2 separate regions of the Homo sapiens genome follow, and region 2 is linked to region 1. The links are chromatin loops, found by intact Hi-C in ENCODE. Cell type or tissue: MCF 10A. All regions are shown on one strand.

The links. Peaks named below come from ENCODE experiments on the same cell type or tissue, not always from the same donor. Only the 100,000 strongest peaks of a DNase experiment are listed, where the experiment ranks them.
Region 2: it touches region 1 in a loop (10-fold over the local background); 40 of 110 quality-filtered maps call a loop at or near these places.

What each region holds. Positions count from the first base shown.
Region 1 is chr4:183,468,342-183,476,341 of GRCh38, forward strand. It overlaps LOC124900823 (a long non-coding RNA gene), which reads left to right and starts at 4,158. Exons shown (of 2, transcript XR_007058411.1): 1 at 4,158-4,391. In MCF 10A, a CTCF peak has its summit at 4,092 (motif pointing right); a DNase peak (open chromatin) is centred at 4,080.
Region 2 is chr4:183,645,228-183,653,227 of GRCh38, forward strand. RWDD4 (RWD domain containing 4) reads right to left here. Exons shown (of 8, transcript NM_152682.4): 3 at 5,991-6,100; 4 at 5,757-5,904; 5 at 4,224-4,341; 6 at 1,261-1,310; 7 at 1,124-1,126. Among named protein-coding and RNA genes, the nearest start is that of RWDD4, 10 kb to the right of the region's middle. In MCF 10A, no CTCF peak of the experiment used is centred here; no DNase peak of the experiment used is centred here.

The sequences.
Region 1 (8,000 bases):
GATGACCTGCTTTTGCACATCACCAAACCTTATGTTCCAGTGTGGGGGGTGGACAATAAATGTTTGAAGTCTCTATGGGACAGAGGAGTTCCAGAATGCATGTGCCACAGTGGGCTGAGACATCACCCTCTGCATACCGAATCACCTCAGTCCCCCAATCTCCTCTCGGATGCCATGACTGACAGCAGTAAATAAGCTCTCGCCGTTGGAAAACTGGAGTGAAAGTTTCATTCTAAAAGAAGAATTTTAATGCACTGTGACTCAGCTGCCCATTCCTGTTGTTTTGCTGCTGTAAACATTGCAACACATGGATTGTGCAGGGTAGAAGTGAACTGTATTATTACTTATTAACTTTTGCTTGCAATTCTCGTCTAATATTTATTATGCCCTCTGTTCATGTTTGTTGGTGTTTTTTAAAGTCTGATGGTTAAATGTAGCAGTTTTTAAGGAAAATATACTAAATGGAAGAGCAGTATTCATAGGCTTATACCTGTGAATAATTCTGATTAAAGCTAATTACAACCTTCTGAGTCATTTCATGATTCAGCATTAATATGATTAAGGATGCACCAAAAAGTAACAATCAAAGTTACTTGTTGATGAGTTTTAGGTGGTCTGGTAATTCAAGTTGGCCTAGTCTGTTATATGTTGAGTGTCATCTTACAAATACAGCAGTGGCTCCAAAAAATTGGAAAAGAACCTACCTACAAATCACAGCCATTTAATAGTAAAAGTGCTGATGTTTTTTAAATGACTATTGGAAATTCCAAACAGGGAAAGCTCTCGCAAGAAAAAAAAAGAAAGAAAGAAAGAATGAAAAGAAAAGATAATCACATTCAGTGGAAAGGCTTACAGCAACTTATTTACTAGCTGGACTAATTGCTCAAAAAAGGAAAAGTCACACCATTGGTGAGAATCTCATTAGGCCAGCATGTAAAATTACAGTGAGTAAAACGACAAGATAAGATGCAGTATAAGAAGTTGACAAGGTTCCACTTTCAACAGTATAGCTCAACATAGTGATGACATGTCACATGATGTGGAAGAGGATTGGAATATGCTACCCCAAAATATGCCACTGTGGCATATGAATTATTTTGAGCTGAAGGCATTTGAGAATTAGCAGATGCAAAGAGAACCTTCCTGGGGCTTTCCCTATCTGACTAAAAGCAGAAATGCCTGAGAAATGAGAACTGCCATAAATCTCCTCTCCCAGGGACATTTTATGACCATGAAGAAAACAGAAAGTTGGCACCAAGATGGACCTGCACAAACCAACCTTACTAAATTAACCCTTATCTTCCATTACTTTCCCCATATGTCTATGATCCCACAGAGGGCAGCCCCTAGAAGCTTAAAACCCTTTTCCTGCTGGTGTGGTGGCTATACCTGTAGTCACAACTACTCAGGACTGAGGTGGGAGGATTGCTTGAAGCCAGGAGTTCCAGGCCAACCTGGGCAACATAGCAAGACCCCATCTCTCTTAAAAAAAAGTCCTTTGTCTTGTCACTTTTCCACAATTTATTGCTCTTTGTTGAAGATGGTATATAAGCTCTCAGATCTATCTGCTTATTTGGCTCTTCACTTCTTTTCCAGGAAGGCCCTTATATATAAAGATTAAGATCAAATAAAATTTGTATGTCTTTTCTCCTGTTAATCTGTCTTTCATCAGTCTAATCTTCAGTGCCCCAGACAATGAACCTAAAGGAGCAGAGGAAAAAGTTTATATTCCTTTCCTGTGATGCTGAAGAATTTTGCGTAATGAACTGGAAAACAATAGCTTCCTTATTCAGGTTGATGAGTCAACAGACGTTACCAATAAATATCACTGGGTAGCACTGGGAAGATCTGTAAGTAATGATGAATCTCAAGAAACCTTCCTGCTGTAAAAATTCACCTCAAGGCCAAGACACATTTAAGGTTCTGTCTTCCTACCTGGAAACAAAAGCTCTGTCTTGGAGGAACCATGCTCACAATCTGGACCATAGGGTCCCACGCATGGATGGTTCCATAAGAATTTTCACCTCTTGGCTGGGTGTGGTGGCTCACGTCTATAATCCTAGCACTTTGGGAGGCCAAGGCGGGCAGATCACCTAAGTCAGGAGTTTGAAACCAGCCTGACCAACATGGTGAAAACCTGTCTTTACTAAAAATACAAAAATTAGCTGGGCGTGGTGACGGGCGCCTGTAATCTCAGCTACTCTGGAGGCTAAGGAAGGAGAATCACTTGAACCTGGGAGGCAGAAGGTGCAGTGAGATGAGATTACACCACTGCACTCCAGCCTGGGTGACAGAGCAAGACTCCATCTCAAAAAAAAAAAAAAAAAAAAAAAGAATTTTCACCTCTTGTAAAGAAAGAAAATTCTGACAAAGTCACAACACACTACTTTCTTTATAGAAAGGTATTGAAGTAAAAAACTCTTGGAGGTGAAGTGACCAAAGTTCTGAGTGATTCTCAAACATGAGAAACTACATTTTAAAAAGCCCAGTTCACTTGAGTACGCTTTAAAAACTAAGAAAACCTGGACAAAGGTACATGAATCTCCCAGTACAGAGAAACCAGGTGGCTTAACAAAGGAAGAGTTCGAGCTGAAAGGTGACTTGCAGGAGGACTTTCAAGAAAATGGAAAGCCAGATTTTTCTTAGTGCTTTGAAGATAAAGAATGTCAGCAGAAACTAGCCTACTTAGCAAATACTTTATCACATAAACTAGTTGAACAAGTATCTTGCAGGCCCCAGGAGAAAACGTGTTGACTCCAAGTAATGAGATTCTTGGATTTAAAAGGAAACTGAATTTTTGAAAAAATCATGCTGAAAAAATCTTAAAATGCTTCCAATGTCGTTTGGCCCTATGAGCAAGGAAAGACATCAGTAAGTCTCACATCTTATTGAAAACCTTCTGGAAGAACTTCAGGACAAAATGAAAGGGCGTTTTCTCTCCATTTCAACACCAATGACCAGCGGAGGGACTTTTCCTTTAAACCTACTCAGCTTGAGAACTTGACTTTGAGAGGAGAGAAAGAACTTTGTAAACTGCAGTCTGATAGTACATTCAAGATGAGATTCACTGATCTCTCCCTAGGCGAGTTCTGGATTTCTGTGAAAGAAGAGTATCCTGCTATTCGTATGCCTAAAATGAAAATTTTGTTACAATGTTCAATTTCTTACTTACGTAAGCAAACTTTTTCCAGTATAACAAGCATGAAGAACACAGACAGAAATTCTCATTTCAATTGAAAAGGAAATCTGCAGGTGCTTAGTCCAAATTCATCCCAGGATCCAGTATTTGTGCTACCAAAAATAAGCACAGGTATCCACTTAAAGAGGCAAATTTTACTCTTTATTGTTAATTTCAAAAGTAATATTTTACGCCTAAACAGGCCTACAAAAAAGATCAAGAAACAATAATTTTGTAGGTGGGAGACTAGCCTGACTAACATGGTGAAACCCTGTCTGTGCTAAAAATACAAAATTAGCCGGGCATAGTGGCGCATGCCTGTAATCCCAGCTACTCGGGAGGCTGAGGCAGGAGAATTGCCTGAACCCAGCAGGCGGAGGTTGCAGTGAGCCGAGATCGCGCCACTGCACTCCAGCCTGAGAAACAAGAGCCAAACTCCGTCCCTAAATAGATAAATAAAATAAAATAAAAAATTAAATCCCAATTTTGGCTTAAGCCAGTTACTTATTTTGTTTCAAAATTTTATGGAAAGGAAAGATTCATCTCAAGAAAGGAAAGCTAAATATAGCGGTTTTGTAAAAAGGAAGTTTGGCTAAAAGGGAATTGTTTGTTTTAAATAGGAGGAACTACTCTTGCACATGTCCATGTAACCCTTTTATTCGTAGGCATTTTTATTAAGACTTTCACGCCCACTTGGATAAAGTTTTTAAAAATCAAATATAGAATTTAAAAGAAAGAAAAACGTATTTCTCTTATCTATACCACTGATACCCTTTAACATCCTTAATATCCTTTGTGAGGAAGGGGAACTATACAGTCAAACAGAGCCATGGTTCCCAGCCCACGGCATTGCCAAGGAGGGTTTGGGCTCCCAATGAAGGGATCCTTTAGCCACCAGGGGGCAGCACCAGGACACTTATTTCTCAGGGAATAATCAAAAAGAAGGAAAAAGTTACCTTATTCAACAAGTATCTATTGGACGTCGTATCGTATGTGCCAAACACTTAAGGAATTTACATTTACTGGGGCAATGGAATGGTGATAACGGGTATCAAAAGCAAAGTTGCCTACCTCCAATTTTACGAATACCTCATTAGCATTACCTCTTCCAAACACCCATGTTGACCTTTCAACAAACATATTTTTCGCTTCTTTCTCATTTCTAGGCCCTCTTCCTTCTTTGAATCCCACTTTTGGATGGATAATAGTTCAGGTGAGCCTCTGATCATTTCCTAAGTGGAACAAAAAATTGTCACTACTGGCCACTCCTCTCTCAAAATTATAGACACTATGTCAGACTTTTTTCCTACCAATGTCATTATGGAAATTTCATTTTTCCTTCTTTTTTTTTCTCTTGGCCTGAAAAACCTAAATTACTTATCATCTGGTCCTTTACAGAAAAAGTTTGTCAACCCCTTGATCTACCCCACCATCTTCTCTTCTTTGCACAACAAAAGATTCCAGGCCGTGTGTCTGCTTCTTCAACCTCCTGGCCTCTTTTCTCTTCCTCAGACAGTCTTTCCCTTCCTCGGGACTTTTATCCTTGCTGCATCCTTTAACTGCAATGCCTTTAGAGGCTCATTCCTATCCCTTAAATCTCATCTCCAACACCACTATCTAGAGTAAATATCCCCTTCTCTAGTTACTATGTCGTGAAATCACCCCTTTATTTCCTTCATAATTATCTCACTTATTGTCTATTTCCTTCACCAGAATGGAAGCTCCATGAGCTCAGGCACCTGACTGTCTTTTTCAACACTGACTAGTACATAACAGGCACTCAATATTTTTTTTAATTGTGGTAAAATATACATAACAAAAGTTACCATTTTAAGTATATAATTCAGCAGCGTTACATACATTCAAATTGTTGTGCAACCATCACCACCATCCATCTCCGGAACTTTTTATCTTCCCAAGCTAAGGCTCTTGGCCCATTAAACAATAACTTCTAATTGCATCCTTCCCTGTCCACCCTGGTGACCATCATTCTGCACTCTATGAATTTGGCTACTTTATGTCCCCCAAATAAGTGGAATCATACAATAGGTGTCCTTTTGTGACTGGCTTATTTTCCTTAGCATAATATCTTCAGGGTTTATCCATGTTATAGCATGTAACTGACTTTCTCTCCTCTTTTATTTATTTATTTTTTTTGAGATGGATCCTGGCTCTGTCGCCCAGGCTGGAGTGCAGTGGCACGATCTCAGCTCACTGCAACCTCCGCCTCCCGGGTTTAAGCGATTCTCCTGCCTCAGCCTCCCGAGTAGCTGGGATTATAGGTGCCTGCCACCATGCCCACCTAATTTTTGTATTTTTAGTAGACACAGGGTTTCACCATGTTGGCCAGGTTGGTCTTGAACACCTGACCTCAGGTGATCCGCCCGCCTCGGCCTCCCAAACTGCCTTCCTCTTTAAGACTGATTAATATTCCTTTTTATGTACATACCACATTTTGTTTATCCACTCATCTGTTGATGGACACTGTAAGACTTTCTTAGTATACACCTATAATCCCAGCTACTTGGGAGGCTAAGGCAGGAGAATTGCTTGAACCCGGAAGGCAGAGGTTGCAGTGAGCTGAGATCACACTACTGCACTCCAGCCCGGGTGACAGTGCAAGACTCCGTCTCAAAAAATAATAATAATGATAAGAATAAGAATAATCTTGGGGCAGGGTGTGGTGGCTCACGCCTGTAATCCCAGCACTTTGGGAGGCCAAGGAGGGCGGATCATTTGAGATCAGGAGTTCGAGACCAGCGTGGCCAACATGGTGAACCTCTGTCTCTACTAAAAATGCAAAAATTAGCTGGGCATAGTGGCACATGCCTGTAATCACAGCTACTCGGGAGGCTGAGGCAGGAGAATCGCTTGAACCCGAAAGGTGGAGGTTGCAGTGAGCTGAGATCAAGCCACTGCACTCCAGCCTAGGCAATAGAGCGAGACTCTTGTCTCAAAAAAAAAAAAAAATCTTGGCCAGGTGCAGTGGCTCACACCTGTAATCTCACTTTGGGATTAGCACTTTGGGAGGCTGACCTAGGAGGCTTGTGTGAGCCCAGGAGTTTGAGACCAGCCTAGGCAACCTAGTGGGACCCTATCTCTACAAAAAAAAAAAAAAAAAAAAAAAAAAAAAAGCTTTTTTTAATTAGCCGGTGTTCTACAAGGGTGTACCAACAATAAACAGAAAATAAAGAATACATAAAATAAATAAATAGATAAATTAGCTGGGTGCAGTGGCACGTACCTGTGGTCCCAACTACTCAGGAGACTGAGGAGGGAGGATTGCCTGAGCCCAAGAGATGGAGGCTACAGTGAACCATGATGACACCACTGCACTCTGGCCTGGGAGAAGGAGTAAGACCCTGTTTCAAAATAATAATAATAACAAATATCTTATCAATTGTCAACATTCCCTGGGGCTTTTAAATGCCATTTGGCTTAACTGAGTTTTACAATTACAATAAACGTTCAGTTAGTATATGCTTAATTTCTTAATTTTCACGCCTGTAATCCCAGCACTTTGGGAGGCCGAGGTGGGCGGATCATTTGAGGTCAGGAGTTCGAGACCAGCCTGGCTAACATGGTGAAACTCTGTCTCTACTACAAATGCAAAATACCTACTCACTAGCAAAACAAAGGGAGTAATAACAAATACCAGGTACATTACATATCTTAATGAGAGAGTCTTTAAAAGCATTTGGGTGGGCAGCTTTTTTTTTTAACTTTGAAATTATGGAGTATATCAAATATACATATATAATATAATACATCAAATCCTCATATAATCATCACCCAGCTTAACAACTATCAGCTCACTGTGAAGCAAATCACGTCATGTTGTCTGTATTTCAAATGCCTTCCTGACAGATTAGTAAATGGTTTGAATGTCTTAGCATTTTATGAAGAAGATTTTTTCAGCTGAATTTGGTATCAGATTCCTATCTGCAAATCTGTCATATAATATGGTAGAAAGCATTTCATTAATACAAATTTCAAATTGAATATTTTAGAAGGATTTTTACATGCCTGATTATTTCAAGAATGCAAATTTTGAAGGAAAATATTTGTCAACAATTAGTCACTAAGAAAGATAAAAATTGTTGGACTACAAGGTGACTATACTTCTTTCAGTAACTGGTGGGGGCTCAGAGACTACGTCCATGGCTCTCCACTTGGTGAAAGAATCACAGGGAACTCAGTTTGCTTGTTTGTTTTTGAGACAGAGTCACAGGGAACTCAGTTTGCTTGTTTGTTTTTGAGACAGAGTCTCCTTCTGTCACCCAGGCTGGAGTGCAGCCGCTTTCTGGGCTCAAACGAATCTCCCACCTCAGCCTCCTGAGTAGCTAGCACTACAGGTGCACACCACACATGGCTAATCTTTGGATTTTTTTTGTAGAGATGGGGTTTCACCATGTTGCCTGGGCTGGTCTCGAACTCCCGGGCTTAAGCAATCTTCCTGCCTCAGCCTCCCAAAGTGCTGGGATTACAGGCATGAGCCACCATGCCAGGCCCGGAAAGAACTTGTTTAAAACGTAGGTTCCGGGGCCTCATTTTTGGAGATTTCAGGTTAGGTCTAGGCTGAGGTCCAGAAACATGCACTTCTAGTAAGTGCCGACGGTGATTCTGATGGAGGTGGTCTGAGACCCCATTAAGGGCAACACTGGCTGAAAACCCTTTTGCTAAGTTTGGCAGTAATTTGCTCCCTGGCTTTGGCCATTTAAAATTTGGCCTTTTAGTATTCTCTTCAGTGAAGATTTTCATGTACCAACCAGATAAATATACCATAACCCAGCACAGCCTTTCTTTCCATTCTCTGCTTTGA
Region 2 (8,000 bases), 180 kb after region 1:
TAAACACTTCTCACAGGAGTTGTGGCACTAAATGGAATGCAAAATTTATTTCGTGAAGTCCTACAAAGAGAATTAATTTACTATGTTAAATATTAGTGTAACGTATTTGAAACTACAGCTAATACAAGAAAAATCTGAGACATGTAGGCAGCAAAATTCAAAATGAAAGCAAACAATTTTAAACAGAAACAGAGCATTGTTCTTGGTATGATGAACAACCACGTTTAAGGTCTGTCCTTAAAAAAACCCACAAAAGCCAAGGCCAGGTGTGGTGGCTGCCGCCGGCAATCCCAGCACGTTGTGAGGCCGAGGTAGCAGGATCACCTAAGCCCAGGAGGTCGAGAACAGCCTGGGCAACATATCTGTCTCTGCAAAAAAAAAAAAAAAAAAAATTAGCCAGGCATGGTGGCACATGCCTTTGATCCCAGCTAGTCAGGAGGCTGAGGATCACTTAAGCCTGGGAGGTCCAAGGCTGCAGTGGGCTGTGATTATGCCACCAGCTAGCCTGGGTGACAGGGCAAGATCCTGTCTCAAAAACAAAAAACAAAAACCAAAAACTTAAAAGTAATTTCTACTAAGAAAGTAAAACATTCTTTTCCACATCTGGTTTTCTTCAGTTTCCATATATTGTTGATAACTTGGAGTCATATTTAAGAATCTGCGTTATCTTTTCTTTTCTTTTTCTGTTTTTTTGAGATGGAGTCTCACTCTGTCGCCCAGGCTGGAGTGCAGTGGCACGATCTCAGCTTACTGCAACCTCCGCCTCCTGGGTTCAAGCGAATTCTCGTGCCTCAGCCTCCTGAGTAGTTGGGACTACAGGCGTGCGCCACCATGCCCAGCTCATTTTTGTATTTTTAGTATAGACAGGGTTTCACCATGTTGGCCAAGCTAGTCTCGAACTCCTGACCTCAGGTGATCCAACCACCTTGACCTCCAAAAGTGCTGGGATTACAGGTGTGAGCCACTGTCCCCTAAGTATCTGCATTCTTAAGATGTGCTTACATAGTCATACTATATTGTAGTTTTAACTTCTGCAAATTTTCCATTACTTAAAAAAAAAAAAGATCTAAAATTGAGAGTGCAGGGAAAAGAAGAATGTAAAAGGTATTTCAAAAATACTTACATGCTGAATGTAAAAAAGGAAACAGACATCCCAGTGAATTCCAAAGGTTGTGAAGGGGAAAACAAAAAATAAGAATTTCATTATTTGCTGGTAATAATTGTAACAAGTTTAAAGACTAGAATATAAATGTTATATACCTTCACAACATCAACCCAGTTCCAGCCTCGAGGAAGTTCTCCTTTGTGATCTAGAAGATAAAAAATAGTAACTTTATTTCTAAGACCAACCAGCTAGTTTTATAATAATTAAGATTTTATATACTACTGTACACAACAAATAGGTTAAAAATTTAAATGACATATTACTAAGTTGGAAAAAGAGTTTATCATTATGAATCGATACTGTTCTCCTAGGAATACTTGCAAAATATTTTAGGTATACTCCTTTTTTACATTTATGATATTGCTATCCAAGACAAAACCTGATAATGAGGAAAAAATATAGAGATGGGTTGGTAATGCCAGGAAAAGCAGTTAATCCATTTATTAGTTTCATGCATTTGCATGAAGCTACTGCTTTATATAAGAGGTCATTGCTTATTTAAGTAATAAGTTGTATTGTTCTGTTTAATAAATTAGCATTTCGCACCCAGAAGCTAGGCTCAAGACAGGAGGACTCACAAATATATGTCTGGCCTGGCTTCAAGACTAAAAGAAGGGCTGGCTAACTTATGTATTAGTTGCTGTGATCTGATAACATATTCATTATTTAATCTAACATTCTTTAAAAAGGGCTTTAATCTGTTGGGATTGCTTGGAAACTAGCTTATAATTCATAGTCTGCAAAGTGCTTTTATTATTTTAACAGAATATTCAAATTTAAAGAATAGCTTAACAAATATTATCTAAAAATTCTTCAATTTAAAATGGCTTGATTTCCTTTATGCTTGATGTATGCCATGCATGTCTCCACTTTATGAAACCTTAAAAATTTAAACTCAAAACAAGTACATTATATGAATTTTCCAGCTAGGGAAAAAGAAATTAACCCATGATACTTACAGGAGAGAAGCAATATTACTGGAGCTCAATTTTAGATGCTATCGGTTCTTTTCTCTTTCATGCCAAGAAGAATCGTATCCCCCTGGTTACTGGTTATAGGGGGCACATCACCAATTTTGGTTAACTAAAACTTAGCCACAGTGCCGTGGCTGTCCCATTAAAATTTTATTTAGAATGAAAGCTCCAAGTCACAAACTCGTATACTGTCATTATGGGAAGGTAATGGCTTTAGGTGGGCATCATCAAAGAGATGAAGGTAGGGAGCTATTAATGAAATAGAGTGATCACAGGTCATTATGTATGAAAGCAATATTACCTAACTGACATAGATGCTACAATATTCAAAGAGAGATAAACCAAATTCTAGACAACAAACTGTAATGGCTAACAACTTACTGCTTCAGTTGTTTTTAGAGTTTAATGCTGCTCTGACATTAGGTAGAATGAATTCTTAGATTTTTTTATTTCACAAACCATTACCATTTCAAAAATGTATTTTGGAAACAAACACAGAGTTGCTATTTGCCACAGACAGACATTAAACAAAACATAAACCACAAAAAAACTGCCATTCCATTACAGAAGAAAGGACATTTAAAAGGCCCTCACCAGGCCGGATGCGGTGGCTCAAGCCCGTAATCCCAGCACTTTGGGAGGCCGAGGCTGGCAGATCACGAGGTCAAGAGATCGAGACCAGCCTGCCCAATATGGTGAAACCCTGTCTCTACAAAAAATAACAAAAATTAGCCAGGCATAGTGACATGCGCCAGTAGTCTCAGCTACTCGGGAGGCTGAGGCAGGAGAATTGCCTGAACCCAGGAGGCGGAGGTTGCAGTGATCGCGCCACTGCACTCCAGCCTGGGCAACAGAGCGAGACTCCGTCTCAAAAGAAAAAAGAAAAAAAAAAAAAAAGGCCCTCACCAAAATAAAAGGGTCGGTTCTTCTCAATAAAGAGAAACTTTTTAACCTGACATAGTAGCACACGCATAGATACATACATAAGTGTAAATGTGCAAGTACACAAATGACGTCCTCATTTTCCCTAACTGTGAAAAAGTTTACAGACTGTTATCAATTTGCAAGTTTTCAGGTTAAATAAAGAAAAGCAATCAAATATTATTGTTGATATGAGCTAGAGTTTATTATCTTCTTCTAAAGAACTCTTGTTTAGAACATATGAGAATTCTATTCTTAAATATTATTGTTGTATAATTAACTACAGGCAAAAATGTTAAATTACTTATCACACTAAGACCTAATGGTATACTGGTATCCATTTCAAATGAAAACTGTATTTCAAAAAATTTTTAATAACACACAGCTACTAAAGAGGTAAACAAATCCCAAACATGTTAGAGCTCCAGGTAGAACATGTTTTTGTAGACTATTTAAATGCTCCTCAATCTCTAGACTCATTTATAGTTACTTTGCCACTCGGTTACCTTTTTTTTTCAAATGGTGACCTCTTGTGATGAAGTAGTAGTAAATATTTTCTTTTTTTTTTCTTTTTTTGAGACAGAGTTTTGCTGTTGTTGCCCAGGCTGAAGTGCAGTGGCACAGTCTCGGCTTGCTGCAACGGCTGCCTCCTGGGTTCAAGCAATTCTCCTGCCTCAGCCTCTCGAAATATTTTCAGTATACATATGTGACCCAAAAGGTCAGTGACCCAAAAGTTCACTGGCCCAAATGTTCCAAGAAGAAAGAGTAAGAATTAATCTAAATATATCCACCATATCACACTAAGAAGCAATCCATTTATCTGGGTTATAAAAGAAAAAAAAACGGCTGGGCGTGGTGGCTCACGCCTGTAATCCCAGCACTTTGGGAGGCAGAGGCAGGTGGATCACCTGAGGTCAGGAGTTCGAGACCAGCCTGGCCAACATGGTGAAACCCCGTCTCTACTAAAAATACAAAAATTAGCCAGGTGTGGTGGCATGCGCCTATAATCCCAACTACTCGGGAGGCTGAGGCAGGAGAATCGCATGAGCCTGGGAGGTGGAGGCTGCAGTGAGCTGAGATCATGCCACTGCACTCCAGCCTGGGCAACAAGAGTGAGACTCTGTCAAAAAAAAGAAAAGAAAAGAAAAGAAACACACACAAACCTGTTTTGTCTGCCAGCTTACGCTTCTGGGCTTTTGAAAGTTGTTCTTTTTTGTCTTTTTTCTTACTTGATGGGGCTGTATTAGGAGTTTCAATTGAGATGATATTGCTTATCGATGTCTAAAAAAAAAAAGAAATAATTCTCAGCCTCATACCTTACAACTTGTGTTACACTAAATACAGCTATATCCTGAAGTGGGTTGATAATTTTTACACTTATGAAATAAAAGAATCCTATATTATTATGATTCATTTTTAAAATCAAGTGCCCTTAACACATTATTGGTTTTACTCTTTTAAAAGTTCAGATCAAAGGACGTAATATTAGTTCAATTGTTATAACCAAAATCCTGGGAAGGAAGATCTGATTATCAGCCTTATGTTGAAGATCTGAGGTTCCAAGGTAGGTTTACAATTCAGTTAACTTGCTATTATTTGGAAATTTAATTAAAACCTTTTTTTTTCTTTACAGAGCTTTTCTCAATGTGAACACTTGACAATTTAAACACGTCTTTAGAAAAATCACGTGTGCCTACCTAGAACATCCTGGTTCCCGGAAGAAAAATTTTAAGACACATGGGTTAATGCAGTCAGGGTATATGATAGCTAAAATGTAAAATGCTTACTAGGTCTAAGCATGGCTGCAAATGTTTTCCATATACCACACATTTGATCCTCAGCACAATCTTAGAAGGTAGATACTATATAACCCCCATTTGACAGATGAGGAACTGGGCACAGAAAGATTAAGAAACCTGCCGAAAGTCACAGAGTTGGTGAGTGGTGCAGTGATGTGAACCCAGGCAGTCTGGCCCAGAGTCCATGATCTTAGCTACCACCCTCCACTGCTCCTCCAGTTGCCTCTTGGGGTTCTGTGTCCTGTTGGGAATGTGAAAGCCAAAACCACTTGCACAGAAGACAGGCCTTGCTGCCAACAGCTTAGCCCTTGGTTCACAAGACAACACTAAATTATACCGAACCCCTCAAAGTCTTTTAGTGCATGACGTGGTGCAAAGGGGCCTCATACACAGATGCTTAACGTCATGAAAGAAATATTTCCTAAAACTATTCTAGAAATAATAATAAAACAATTTTTTCTATTCAATAAAGTTTCCACATGCTGCAACATCTACACATTGAACTGTGGCAAGACTGTTTACAATGAAACAAGCCTCATGCAGAAAGCAATTTCATACTTATTTTAGCACTGCATAAGAGATCCCTTAGCTGTTTAAGCTTTATGGAGAGATTAAACAAATATTAAAAATACTAGGTTCTATGATATCTCAGTTTTGGTGGGCATGTTATATATATTCTAGTCTTTGATAAAGGATAAAAATCTAGAGAATATAATATCATTTTCTAGGTTAAATAGAAGAAATCTGAAATCCATTGTTCTCATTTAACTCAGGTGTAACTCTCACTTTAACAAGTCTTCTTCCGATTTTGAATATATATTAAGTAGTACAAATTTATTGCTAACAGCAAAACCAAAACAACAAAAGAATCCGGCAAAAAAATAATCACATACTCACTGCGGAATTGATGGGATTGTGATTCTCCATGAACTGCTCTTTATTGTCTTTGGCATATTCAAACAATGTATAGGTCATAGCGGTTCCAAGATTAGCTTCTACTGCTTCCTGTAGCTTGGCTAATATACTCTGCTTTACAGCTGATGATCTACAATGCACAACAAAAATACCTTGCTGAGAGAAAAGTATAACAGAGAGTGAAATGAAAAGCAGTAAAAACAAGACACTACTCACATGGTGTTGTTAAAAAAAGCGTTCATAGATAGAATTGGAGGTGTTTGGGGATATGTTTCTGTCCAGGAAATCTCTATTAAGAAGGCTTTGGGATCACCATTTTCACCTATCTGAAGAGAAGGGGAAATCTTAGGCTTGTAAAAGGTGATAAAAAGACAGAAAACTAAATTATAATCTTCAAAAGGGTGAATTCTTTCCAATACTCATGCTCAGATCAGAAATGTAATATTTTGAAAAGTCCAGTGACACAGGCTAGGACTGAGCAGGGGTGAAGGGAGTCTCAGGACAGTCTGACTTTAATTTAGTCCTAGTATAGCTTCATAGGTTCAGTTTATGCCCATGTCCTGTCCCTAACCAGCCTACCAGCTTTTCTAGTACCACGCCTACATCTTAGGTATTTTTTAGTGTTTTCCGAGGATGAAAATAAGACATCAACTTATCCGTGGGATACAGAAAGAGAATGGACAAAAATAATTCACAAACTCGACACACCTCATCTTTGTTTTAAGTTATCCAACTGCTAAATCCTAGGAGGCACAACCCCAAGAGTCAAGAAAATGAAATTTAAAACTGAGAGAAAAAAGGAAAAGGCAAAGGATAAGGGACAGGAATGTCTTCAGCTGCTAACAATTTCTGAATAAAGACGCCCTTGTTTCTTCCGCTCTGCTAACTTTTTATTTAAACATTTTTAATCTTAAAGAAAAACTGAAATAGTATAATGAACACTCTGACATTCATCTTATTCACCAAATACTTTCTGCCTCATTTACTTTATCTTTCCCCCTCTCCACCATAGAATCAACCCCTACTCTCCCAATGTGATTTTTTTCCCCTTTGGTTTTTGCTTAAACATCTAACAGTAATGAAATTTCCTCAATATGTGAGTAAAGTATCTTAAGAAAAGGACAATCTTCTTCATAACCACAAGATCATTATTACACCCAAGAAATTCAACATTGGTACAAAAATGCTATCTAATACATAAACCATATTAAAAACTACCCAATCATATCTAAAGTGTCCTTTAATAGACATCACCTCAACCCACAAATCCATAATCCATTGAGGGATCATGGACTGCACGAGTTGTTATGCCTCTTTATTCTGCTTTAATTTACAACAGTCCCCAGCCCTCTCCCCTGGCTTTTTTTTTTTTTTTTTGAGACAGGGTCTCACTCCATTGCCCAGGCTGGGGTCCAGCTGATCACGGGGCGGTCACAGCGAGCTGAGATCGTGCCATTGCACTCCAGCCTGGGCGACAGAGCAAGAGTCTGTGGCAAAAGTAAAAAAAAATAAAATAAAAAAAGAAATCAGCTGGACACAGTGGCTCATGTCTGTACTCTCAGCACTTTGGGAGGCCAAGGCGGGTAGATCATGAGGTCAAGAGATCGAGACCATCCTGGCCAACATGGTGAAACCCCATCTCTGCTAAAAATACAAAAATTAGCTGGGCATGGTGGCATGCGCCTGTAGTCCCAGCTGCTCAGGAGGCTGAGGCAGGAGAATCGCTTGAATCTGGTAGGCAGAGGTTGCAGTGAGCCGAGATAGTGCCACTGCACTACAGCCTGGCAACAGAGCAAGACTCCATCTCAAAAAAAAAAAAAAAGAAAGAAATCCTCCCACCTCAGCCACTCAAGTAGCTGGAGCTACAGGCGTGTGCCCCATGCCAGACTTTAAAAAACTTTCTGTAGAGACAAGGTCTTCCTATGTTGCCCAGGCTGGTCTCGAACTCCTGAGCTCAAGTGATCTTCCTGCCTCAGCCTCCCAAAGTGCTGGGATTATAGATAGGCATGAGCCACTGTGACTGGCTTCCCCTGCCTTTTAAGCCAAAAAGAATACAGGCTAGTTTTCTTGTATAATGTCCCCAGATCTGAACTGATTCAAATTAAACATTTTTGGTAAGAAAACTACAGAGGTGATGTGGCATCTTCCCATAGCATCATATAAGGAGGCACAGAAGATCTTCCAGAATCATCACTGGTGACACTAAGATTGATCACATGGTTTAGG